Linked DNA regions of Homo sapiens: all the other regions are linked to region 3. The links are chromatin contacts, found by Hi-C or POLR2A ChIA-PET in ENCODE. All regions are on one chromosome and are shown on one strand. The core of a region is the stretch at or near the end of the contact, and the rest is flanking DNA. Distances in the headings are between cores, read along the strand shown. Region 1 overlaps PPP2R5C (protein phosphatase 2 regulatory subunit B'gamma). Region 2 holds the start of CINP (cyclin dependent kinase 2 interacting protein). Region 3 holds the start of HSP90AA1 (heat shock protein 90 alpha family class A member 1).

Region 1 (3,037 bases), core at 407-2,906, 300 kb after region 3:
CTGAGCTGTTAACACTTAAGTCATCCATGGATGGCAGAGCTAAAAGAGTACTGCAACACTTTCTCTGGGGCTTCAGGGATCACAGGGACCCCTGAAGACGCTGCCATGGGGCTGGTATGGGGTTTGCTCCTGCTGGTGCCCAAAAGTGCTCCTGCACCAGCTCACCTGCACTTCCCCTCCCACGAGGGGTGGAGCAGCGAGTAAGTGGAGATCGCCCTTGCTGGCGCTGAAGGGGCCAGCTAGTTCCCACACCCACGCAGTCCAGTTCCTGCCCGTGAAGTGGTCAGGGAAATATCCTGCTTCAAAAACACTATAATGTTAAAATTAAATTTAAAATATCAATATGAATGTACGATTCAGAAAATTTATATCCTCGCTCCCTCCATTGAAAGCATTTAAAAGTAATGTCAGACCAGTAGCAATAAACATCCCTCTGACCCAGATTTTGGTTGCTAATATATTTACTACTGAAAGGAACCAGGGCTCTTTGAAAAATAGCTGATTTGGCCAGGTGTGGTGGCTCATGCCTGTAATCTCAGCACTTTGGGAGGCCGAGGTGGGTGGATCACTTGAGGTCAGGAGTTTGAGACCAGCCTGGCCAACATAGTGAAACCCCATATTTACAAAAAATATAAAAATTAGCTGGGCATGGTGGCACACGCCTGTAATCCTAGCTACTTGGGAGGCTGAGGCAGGAGAATCATTTGAATGTGGGAGGCGGAGGCTGCAGGGAGCCAAGATTGCACCACTGCACTCCAGCATGGATGAGACCATGAGACTGTCTCAAAAAAAAAAAAAAGAAAAGAAAAATGGCTGATTTGAAGTCTGGGGAAGAGAAGGTATTAAATGAGCCCAAGGGATGTCTCACTGTGTCAGAAATCAAGGAATCAAAAATAAATGAGGCTATGTAAAAAAACAAAAACAAACAAAAAAACACACGAGCTACCCTAAAGGGCACTTAATGATTGCAATTATGCCATCTGAACACCAGAAAGACTAATGCTTTTGGTACATGAAAACACACTGAAATCAACAATATATTAGTCCACAATGATATTAAAACAAAGAGAAAGCTAGAAAAAAGCTTCAGCTGTCACCATTAGAGGGAACTGGTAATAAAAGACAAAGAATTAAGCTTATCCTTCTTTTTCAGTAGGAGCTCCATTTCAAGATAACCAAGTATCTCTGGTTGGTAAGAAAAATCACTGCTTTCAGAAGAACGTTAGAGTAAATGTTGAATTCGCTAGTGAAACTGAAACTACTGACTCAGGCAAGGATTATCAACTGTTGTTCAAGACATTAGCACATGGTTGACAGGGAATACACATTGGTAGGATGCCAAAATATACACTGCAGACTATTACTAGTACTTTTTGAATTGTAAAGGGAAATATGTAATTGTTCAATAGAGATATCAATCTGTCATCAACTGAATTCACTAGTAAAACTGAAAATTTAGCATCACTTCTGATGATAGGCAACCAGAGGCTATGCATCTCTCACAATAATGTCACTATCTCCTAAGTTATAAAGCGTTGCCTCTGATGTATTTCAGCCAAAAAAGGTTTCCATTTACAGGAACCGCAGTGGGGTAAGTGGGATATATTGCAGAACAACTGGGTCGGTTGATTTAACAAACCAGTGTTGTGGTTTAAGGCACTCCCAGATTGGCAGTGCCTCCAGGTGTCTGGCAGAGCAAAAACAAATCCCTATTGAAGAAGACACTTTGATTCTAGGTTTCAATTTATTTCACATATCTGAATACAATGACCAATATACAATAAAAAAAATCAGGTACACAAGGAAATAAGACATCATGAACAAAATGTGTCAAACACCTCAGATACTAGTGTGACCTGACGCAGGCTATAAAACAGCTGCGTTTACTATACTTATTTAGTATACTATACTAAACTTGTATACCATACAAGTTTTGATGGTATGTTCAAGAGAATAGGAAAATATTTTAAAATGGCACTGCAGACTGAAAAAAGAACCAAACAGAACTTTCATAAATGAAAAAAAAAACCCTGAAATTAAAAGCTCAAAAGAAGGGTTTGACACATATAGACAAATCTGAAGATTTACAACGAATAACAAAAATTGAGAATAAGCGTTTCAAAACTTTCGTATCAACTTAACAGGGTAATCTTATGTCTACTGACTATAATAATAAAAACACTATTTTATACACAGTGTATTTTGTACTTCACTTCTGTAATAATTTATTTTTACTGTATTTTATTTTCTGTTAAAATAAAGGACTCATATCTGGGAAAACATACTGTTACAATTCAACAAGAAGAAGACAACCAACTTAAAAAAAGACATCTCATCAAAGAAGAGAGACAAATGGCTAACAGGCATATGAAAAGATGCTTAAAATTTCCAGTCATTGGGGAAAGGCCAATGGAAACCACAGTGAGACACCATTACACACCCACAAGAATTAAGCTATAATCGAAAAGACAATAATAGATATTGGCAAGAATGTGGCCACATCAGAGCCCTCATACATTGTTGGTGGAAATGTAAAACAGTACAACCACTTTGGAAAACAGTTTGGCAGTTTCTTTTTCTTTTCTTTTCTTTTTTCTTTTTTTGAGACGGAGTCTTGCTCTGTTGCCCAGGCTGGAGTGCAGTGGTGTGATCTCGGCTCACTGCAACCTCCACTTCCCAGGTTCAAGCAATTCTCCTGCCTCAGCCTCCCGAGTAGCTGGGGCTACAAGCGAGTGCCACCATGCTCAGCTGATTTTTTGTATTTTTAGTAAAGATGGAGTTTCACCGTGTTAGCCAGGATGGCCTTGATCTCCTGACCTCATGATCCGCCCGCCTCGGCCTCCCGAAGTGCTGGGATTACAGGCGTGAGCCACGGTGCCCAGCCAACAGTTTCTTAACAAGCTAAACATAAATTTACCACACAAGCCAGGAATTCCACTCCTAGGTATCTACTCAAGAGAAATGAAATATCTGCTCGCACAGACTTCTATGCAAATGTTCACAGCAGCACTGTTACTCATACCAGCTAAGAAACAGC
Region 2 (2,806 bases), core at 234-2,733, 280 kb before region 3:
CCACCAATATGGGACGTAAGTCAGGTTAACAACAACAACAACAAAAATAAGGTCAGAGGTTTATCAAGGTACATTATAGCTGGGTGTGAGAAAACACAAAGTCCTGCAGCCTAAAAGACCAGGAATCGCTGGTGATCACAAGGAGCTACAGTGGCTTCATTCCCAGATTCTACCTATGCCTGGGATTTGCGTTTTGAGATTTCCCAGAACTCTGTCTACAAGACCTTGGCTGCAAGGAGGCAGTCCACAAGTGCAACTGGTCACTCCAATAGATGAGAAAAGGATGCACCCAGGCTGGTATCCCACATTCTGCCAACACATGGAACATAAGTCACAGAACAGAATAAAATTCCTGAATCCCAATAAGAGAGGAAGAAAAAAGTGCAGGGAAGAGAAATGGAGGTAGAGAAGGAGAAACTAAAGTCATGAGAAGTCAGAGACATATCAGAAGGGACTAGAGGGCGAGAACGCAGGCTAGCACAGATGACAGCAGGGGCTCCCCTTTACTGAAATGTACAGCGGCAGGCACCGTGCTTAACTTTACATGCACTGACCCATTTAATCCTCTTACCAAGCCAGAGGTAGAAACTATTCTCATCTCCATTCCACTGGTGATGAAACTGGAGCGGAGTGAGGTAGGGCACTTGCCCCAGCACAGAGCTAGGAAGGGGCCGCTGGGACCTGCCCGGCTCTGACTCCAGGACACCCCATCCTTTAACACTTACTACCTATTCTGCCTCCCATGCCTTCAAATAGGATTGGGAAAGGAGTCATTCACTTATCCACTCATCGAACACTGAACACCAACTGGATGAGTGTCAAGGCCTGGGGCCAGGCGCCGGTGGGCGGATGTAAGGGACGCGGGCTGCGAGTGGGGGACAGAACACGACGTCAATCTTAAGGCGAAGGAGCAGAGCCCGCGGCCAGACCGGCAGCCGGGATGCAGGGTGGGGCCGGGGGCCGAGGGCGCGGGACGCGCAGCGGAGGCCTGAGGAGGGGCGGGCGGCCCCTGTTCCCCGCTGCGGACCGCCGGATTCTGCGGGCGGCGAGCCAGGCGCTCCGTGTGTTGTGGCATTTAGTGTCCGCCACTCCGCGCGGGCGAGACCGCGGGCGAGGGAGACGGGGCGGACGGGCATGGAGACCCTGCGGGGCTGAGGCAAGGGAAGAGTGGCCCGGGGGAGGCCGAGGAGGGGCTCGGGGCCAGGCGTCGGGGGCGTCGGGGGCGTCGGGGCCGCTTGCGGCGTCGCCGGACTCACCTCCCGCGGCAGCCCCTCCGGACTCGTCGGCCCCGCCGGGCCGGAGGAGGCGGGATGGACTCCGGGCCGCGGGGGCTGCCGGGAGCCTGTTCCCTGGGCAACGGGGCCGGCACCGGGGCCAGCACCGAAGAGCAGCAGCTGGCTCCGCCGGGGGCTAGAGCGGCAGAGCCACAAGTGGCAGCGGGCGGGGCGGACGTGACGCAAATGCGTTTCCGGTGGGGTGGGCGGGGCTTCGCGTCTCCTTCTACGGATATCTGTGGACCTTATGGAAGGTGCGTGAGATCGGTTCCTTTCCCGGGGTGGGGTGGCTGTGAATGTTACTGCTTAGGCCGCAGGTTGGACCAGAAGCTCAGGAGCTCCCCGGATTACATGAGGTTAAATGGAGGTCCTCTGTCTTACCCCAGCCTAGCCCGCAGGCCCCTCGCAGCCTCTGCGAGCTGCTCGGGAGACAGTTTTGCCGAGCCTCCGTTTTTTCACATGTGCAGTGACAGATGAACGGGACGATATACGCAAATGAGTGTCAGCAGATCCGACATCCAAATTGTAATTATTGTCACTATAAATTAGTACTAACAGAGTTCACTGGGTACCAAGCCTTGCATGCTCATCTCGTCCAGAAACTCCTCTCTGAACTGCCCTCAGTCAGAACATTCTGCTTGTAATGAAAGCTGGCTTTCGCCTAGTGCTCAGTTTGCTGAGTACTGCTCCAAGCACTTTAAGTGGATCATCTCATTTGAACCTCACAGTGGTCCCATGAAGTAATGTCAACCCCATTTTGCAGATGGGGAATCGAGGCTCAGAGGGGATAAGTAACTTAGCCACTGTGCCCTCACCCTACCCTGTCCTGTGACGCTGATGACTGGTCTGTCTTTACCAGCCCTTGAGTTTCTTGAAGTCAGTTATGTTTTTGGTTCCTAAATATGTGCCCCGTATGAGTCAGGCTGACCATGAATCAGATGTGATCCTGCCCTCAGAATCTCCTGTTGGGGGGAAAACCCTTAGACAATTATAGAACAGGTGGTAAGAGCTATTCCTCCATTTACCTCATTTTATGCAAAGCCTCCTATGTGTGGAAGGTTTGAAAGAGAACGAGACATAGTTCCTACCCTAGTCGAATTTCCAGTTTAGCAGGGAATATAGACATTAAACAAGCAAATACACTCCACTGGTGAATATCATGATAGCAGAATTATAGGGTGTACCACATATCTAGTGGTGAGTCGTAACCCAACCTGGGGGATCCAGGAATACTTCTCTGTGGAAATGACTTTCTAAAAACCTAAATCAGATAATTTCACTGCCCTATCCAGAGCTCATTGCTCACTCCCCATTGTATTAGGTTGGTGCAAAAGTAATGGCAATTTTGGCTGTTAAAAGTAATGGCAAAATCTGTTACTTTTGCACCAAGCTAATACTTAGAAGTCCAAACTTCATTTTTTTATTTTGTTTTGTTTTGTTTTGTTTTGTTTTGTTTTTGAGACGGAGTCTCGCTCTGTCACCCAGGCTGGAGTGCAGTGGCGCGATCTGGGCTCACTGCAAGTTCCGCCTCC
Region 3 (2,700 bases), core at 200-2,699:
CACGCTCTTAAGGGGGTCCCAGGCCGCAGTCTGAAAACCCCTGCTCCTGAGCAAGTTGCGTTTCCCTAAAGACCAGGAAGCGGAGGTAGTTCCATCGTTTCTTTACACGGCAAGGAGCTTTCAGATTATTCCGAGGGCCTGGCTATGAGTCTAGGCAGGAGGCGGCCCAATCATGGGAGGCGCCAGAGACAAAGAGGAAGAGGACATGGACTAGGCAGGGAAGCCAGGTCGAAGGAACCCCAATGCCTCCAAGGTTCCCACAGCTGGCCTTGGCCAAAATATCCGAAAATTCCCATGTAGAAACTGGCTTTTCCAGCCTGGGCAACATGGTGAAACCCCGACTCTACAAATAAATACAAAAACTAGACAGGTGTGGTGTCCGCGCCTGTGGTCCTCTGCCCACGCTCGTCCCAGCTACTGGGAAAGCTGAGGCGGGAGGATCACCTGAGCCCGGGAGGGTCGAGGCTGCAGTGAGCCGAGATTCCGCCGCGGCACCCCAGCCTGGGCGACAAAGCGAGAGCCTGTCCAAAAAAAAAAAAAAGAAAAAAAAAAAAAAAAAAACCTTTTAGGGCAAGTTAATCACCAAAGTGTTAGATACTTAATTTGGAGACCGCAAATCGGTCGGCAAAACGATGGGCTTTTCAAAATCATGCCGGGTGTAGCTGGGTAAGCATGAATTTGTTCACCAAGTCCCCGATTCCCAAGCTAAGGGACCCTTAAGTATGAAGCACATGGCTTTCGGGGAACCCAAAAGTAGGGAGCGCTCCCGAGCCAGCGGTGGGTCTGGAGAATCCCCGAGCGCGCAGGCCGCGGGACAGCCTCCCCAGTGCGCAGCAGCCTGAGGCTAACAGCCCCCAGAGGGCAGAGCCCCGCGATCCCGGCGCCGCTTGCGGCTGGATTCTTTGGCAGCGGGCGCGGCGCCAGTCAGGACGACGGCTCCGGAAGTCTCCCGGGCGCGTGAGACCCGGGCCGCTCTCCGTCCACGCACGACCCTCCCTCCAGGCGCGCCTCCCACCCCGGCCCCGCGTTCCGCTCAGCCCGGGTGACCAACTACACCTCACTTCAAAGGCCCCCACGCCCGGGCGTGCCCTCCGCCCGCCCGCGGCAGGTGGGGGTGCAGGGCGGAGGGCGCGGGCGGCCCCAGAAGGCGCCCGGACCTTCCCGAGAATTCCGGGCCGCGCAGGCGCATTGAGGCCGGCGCGGGGGCGTGCGAGAGGCGCGCGGCGGCGATTGAGGGAAGGTTGCCCGGGCCGGGCCACGAGCAGGGCCTGCGCGCGCCCGCAGGAAGGCGCGGGGGCGGGGTGCCGCGGCAACGGCGCATGCGTAGGCGCGCGGCCGCGGCGGCGGCTGGGGAGGGTTCTTCCGGAAGGTTCGGGAGGCTTCTGGAAAAAGCGCCGCGCGCTGGGCGGGCCCGTCGCTATATAAGGCAGGCGCGGGGGTGGCGCGTCAGTTGCTTCAGCGTCCCGGTGTGGCTGTGCCGTTGGTCCTGTGCGGTCACTTAGCCAAGGTGACGGGTGGTTGTGGGGGCCTGTGGAGGTGGACTGGGGACCGGGACTGGGGGCGGCTGGCGCGGGGCGGAGGCTGTGGGGGCCGGACCAGATCCCTGAAGCAGCCAGGGCCGCGCTCCCGGGCGGCCGCGCTTTCTATTCCGGAGGCCTCGGGACCGCTGCGGTTTCCGCACCCCGCTTCAGGAATGGGCCGGGCGGCCGCGGGCTCCCCGAGGCTCTGCAGCAGCGCCAGAGCTGGCGCCGCACGCGAACAGAGCGGCCCCGCCGCGGGGGTCCCCCGCCCGGCCCCGCTGGGGGCGCAGGCGGAGGAGGCCGCCGTGGCGGAGCCGCAGCCCGCGCGGGAGGGCACCCGGGGTGTTCGTTGGGGACCGCGGCGGGGGACTGGGCCCGGGCCTGCGGCGGCCTCCCGGAAGCGCGCACACGCTCGTGGTAGTTGCCGCGCTCCGAAATGAGGTCATCCTTTGTCAGCCGCCCTTCTATTTTCGGTTTACTTAAACTTCGCAAATCTCCAATTCGGCTTTAAAAATATTTGGAGAACGCGATGGAATTTCGTGTTGCCTCTGTAGACGTCCTGCAAGGTTTTAAACCGGCGCGGTGTCGTTCCAGATGCCTGAGGAAACCCAGACCCAAGACCAACCGATGGAGGAGGAGGAGGTTGAGACGTTCGCCTTTCAGGCAGAAATTGCCCAGTTGATGTCATTGATCATCAATACTTTCTACTCGAACAAAGAGATCTTTCTGAGAGAGCTCATTTCAAATTCATCAGATGTAAGTCACTTATTAACCCAGAATCGGATTTTGGTTTCAGTGTGAACTTCTTGGGGGTGCTGTATGCTTAAATTAATATTTTTTGTTAACAGGCATTGGACAAAATCCGGTATGAAAGCTTGACAGATCCCAGTAAATTAGACTCTGGGAAAGAGCTGCATATTAACCTTATACCGAACAAACAAGATCGAACTCTCACTATTGTGGATACTGGAATTGGAATGACCAAGGCTGACTTGATCAATAACCTTGGTACTATCGCCAAGTCTGGGACCAAAGCGTTCATGGAAGCTTTGCAGGCTGGTGCAGATATCTCTATGATTGGCCAGTTCGGTGTTGGTTTTTATTCTGCTTATTTGGTTGCTGAGAAAGTAACTGTGATCACCAAACATAACGATGATGAGCAGTACGCTTGGGAGTCCTC

Evidence for each region. A loop is a pair of places that touch in the nucleus more often than their neighbours do. ChIA-PET counts read pairs that join two places held with the same protein, here RNA polymerase II (POLR2A). Pooled maps may share reads with other maps.
Region 1: a loop to region 3 is called in a pooled map, with 2.2 times the contacts of the local background. The contact joins the enhancer-like site here to the promoter of HSP90AA1 in region 3. A Hi-C loop is called at or near these places in 1 of 168 maps with a recorded cell type or tissue (CD8-positive, alpha-beta T cell), 2 of 37 single-sample maps with no recorded cell type and 13 of 50 pooled maps. POLR2A ChIA-PET finds 5 or more read pairs at or near these places in 4 of 52 experiments (GM12878, OCI-LY7 and WTC11).
Region 2: a map of CD14-positive monocyte shows a loop between it and region 3 (5-fold over the local background). The contact joins the promoter of CINP here to the promoter of HSP90AA1 in region 3. A Hi-C loop is called at or near these places in 2 of 168 maps with a recorded cell type or tissue (CD14-positive monocyte and naive thymus-derived CD4-positive, alpha-beta T cell), 13 of 37 single-sample maps with no recorded cell type and 18 of 50 pooled maps. POLR2A ChIA-PET finds 5 or more read pairs at or near these places in 6 of 52 experiments (A673, activated B cell, activated CD4-positive, alpha-beta T cell and 2 more).

The regions. Positions count from the first base shown.
Region 1 is chr14:101,790,646-101,793,682 of GRCh38, reverse strand. The region is part of intron 3 of PPP2R5C (protein phosphatase 2 regulatory subunit B'gamma); the gene reads right to left. Among named protein-coding and RNA genes, the nearest start is that of PPP2R5C, 30 kb to the right of the region's middle. Within about 2 kb of position 1,656, at least 6 of the 41 ENCODE cell types and tissues checked have a DNase peak (open chromatin) inside an H3K27ac peak, as active enhancers do; they include CD8-positive, alpha-beta T cell and OCI-LY7, where a contact is called at or near this core.
Region 2 is chr14:102,361,567-102,364,372 of GRCh38, reverse strand. It overlaps CINP (cyclin dependent kinase 2 interacting protein), which reads left to right and starts at 1,483. Exons shown (of 5, transcript NM_032630.3): 1 at 1,483-1,528. The coding sequence starts at 1,522. It overlaps TECPR2 (tectonin beta-propeller repeat containing 2), which reads right to left and starts at 1,432. Exons shown (of 20, transcript NM_014844.5): 1 at 1,257-1,432. RefSeq lists silencers at 899-988, 1,029-1,438.
Region 3 is chr14:102,085,793-102,088,492 of GRCh38, reverse strand. HSP90AA1 (heat shock protein 90 alpha family class A member 1) reads left to right here and starts at 1,449. Exons shown (of 11, transcript NM_005348.4): 1 at 1,449-1,507; 2 at 2,115-2,276; 3 at 2,369-2,700. The coding sequence starts at 2,115. RefSeq lists silencers at 892-941, 1,002-1,531, 1,572-1,861.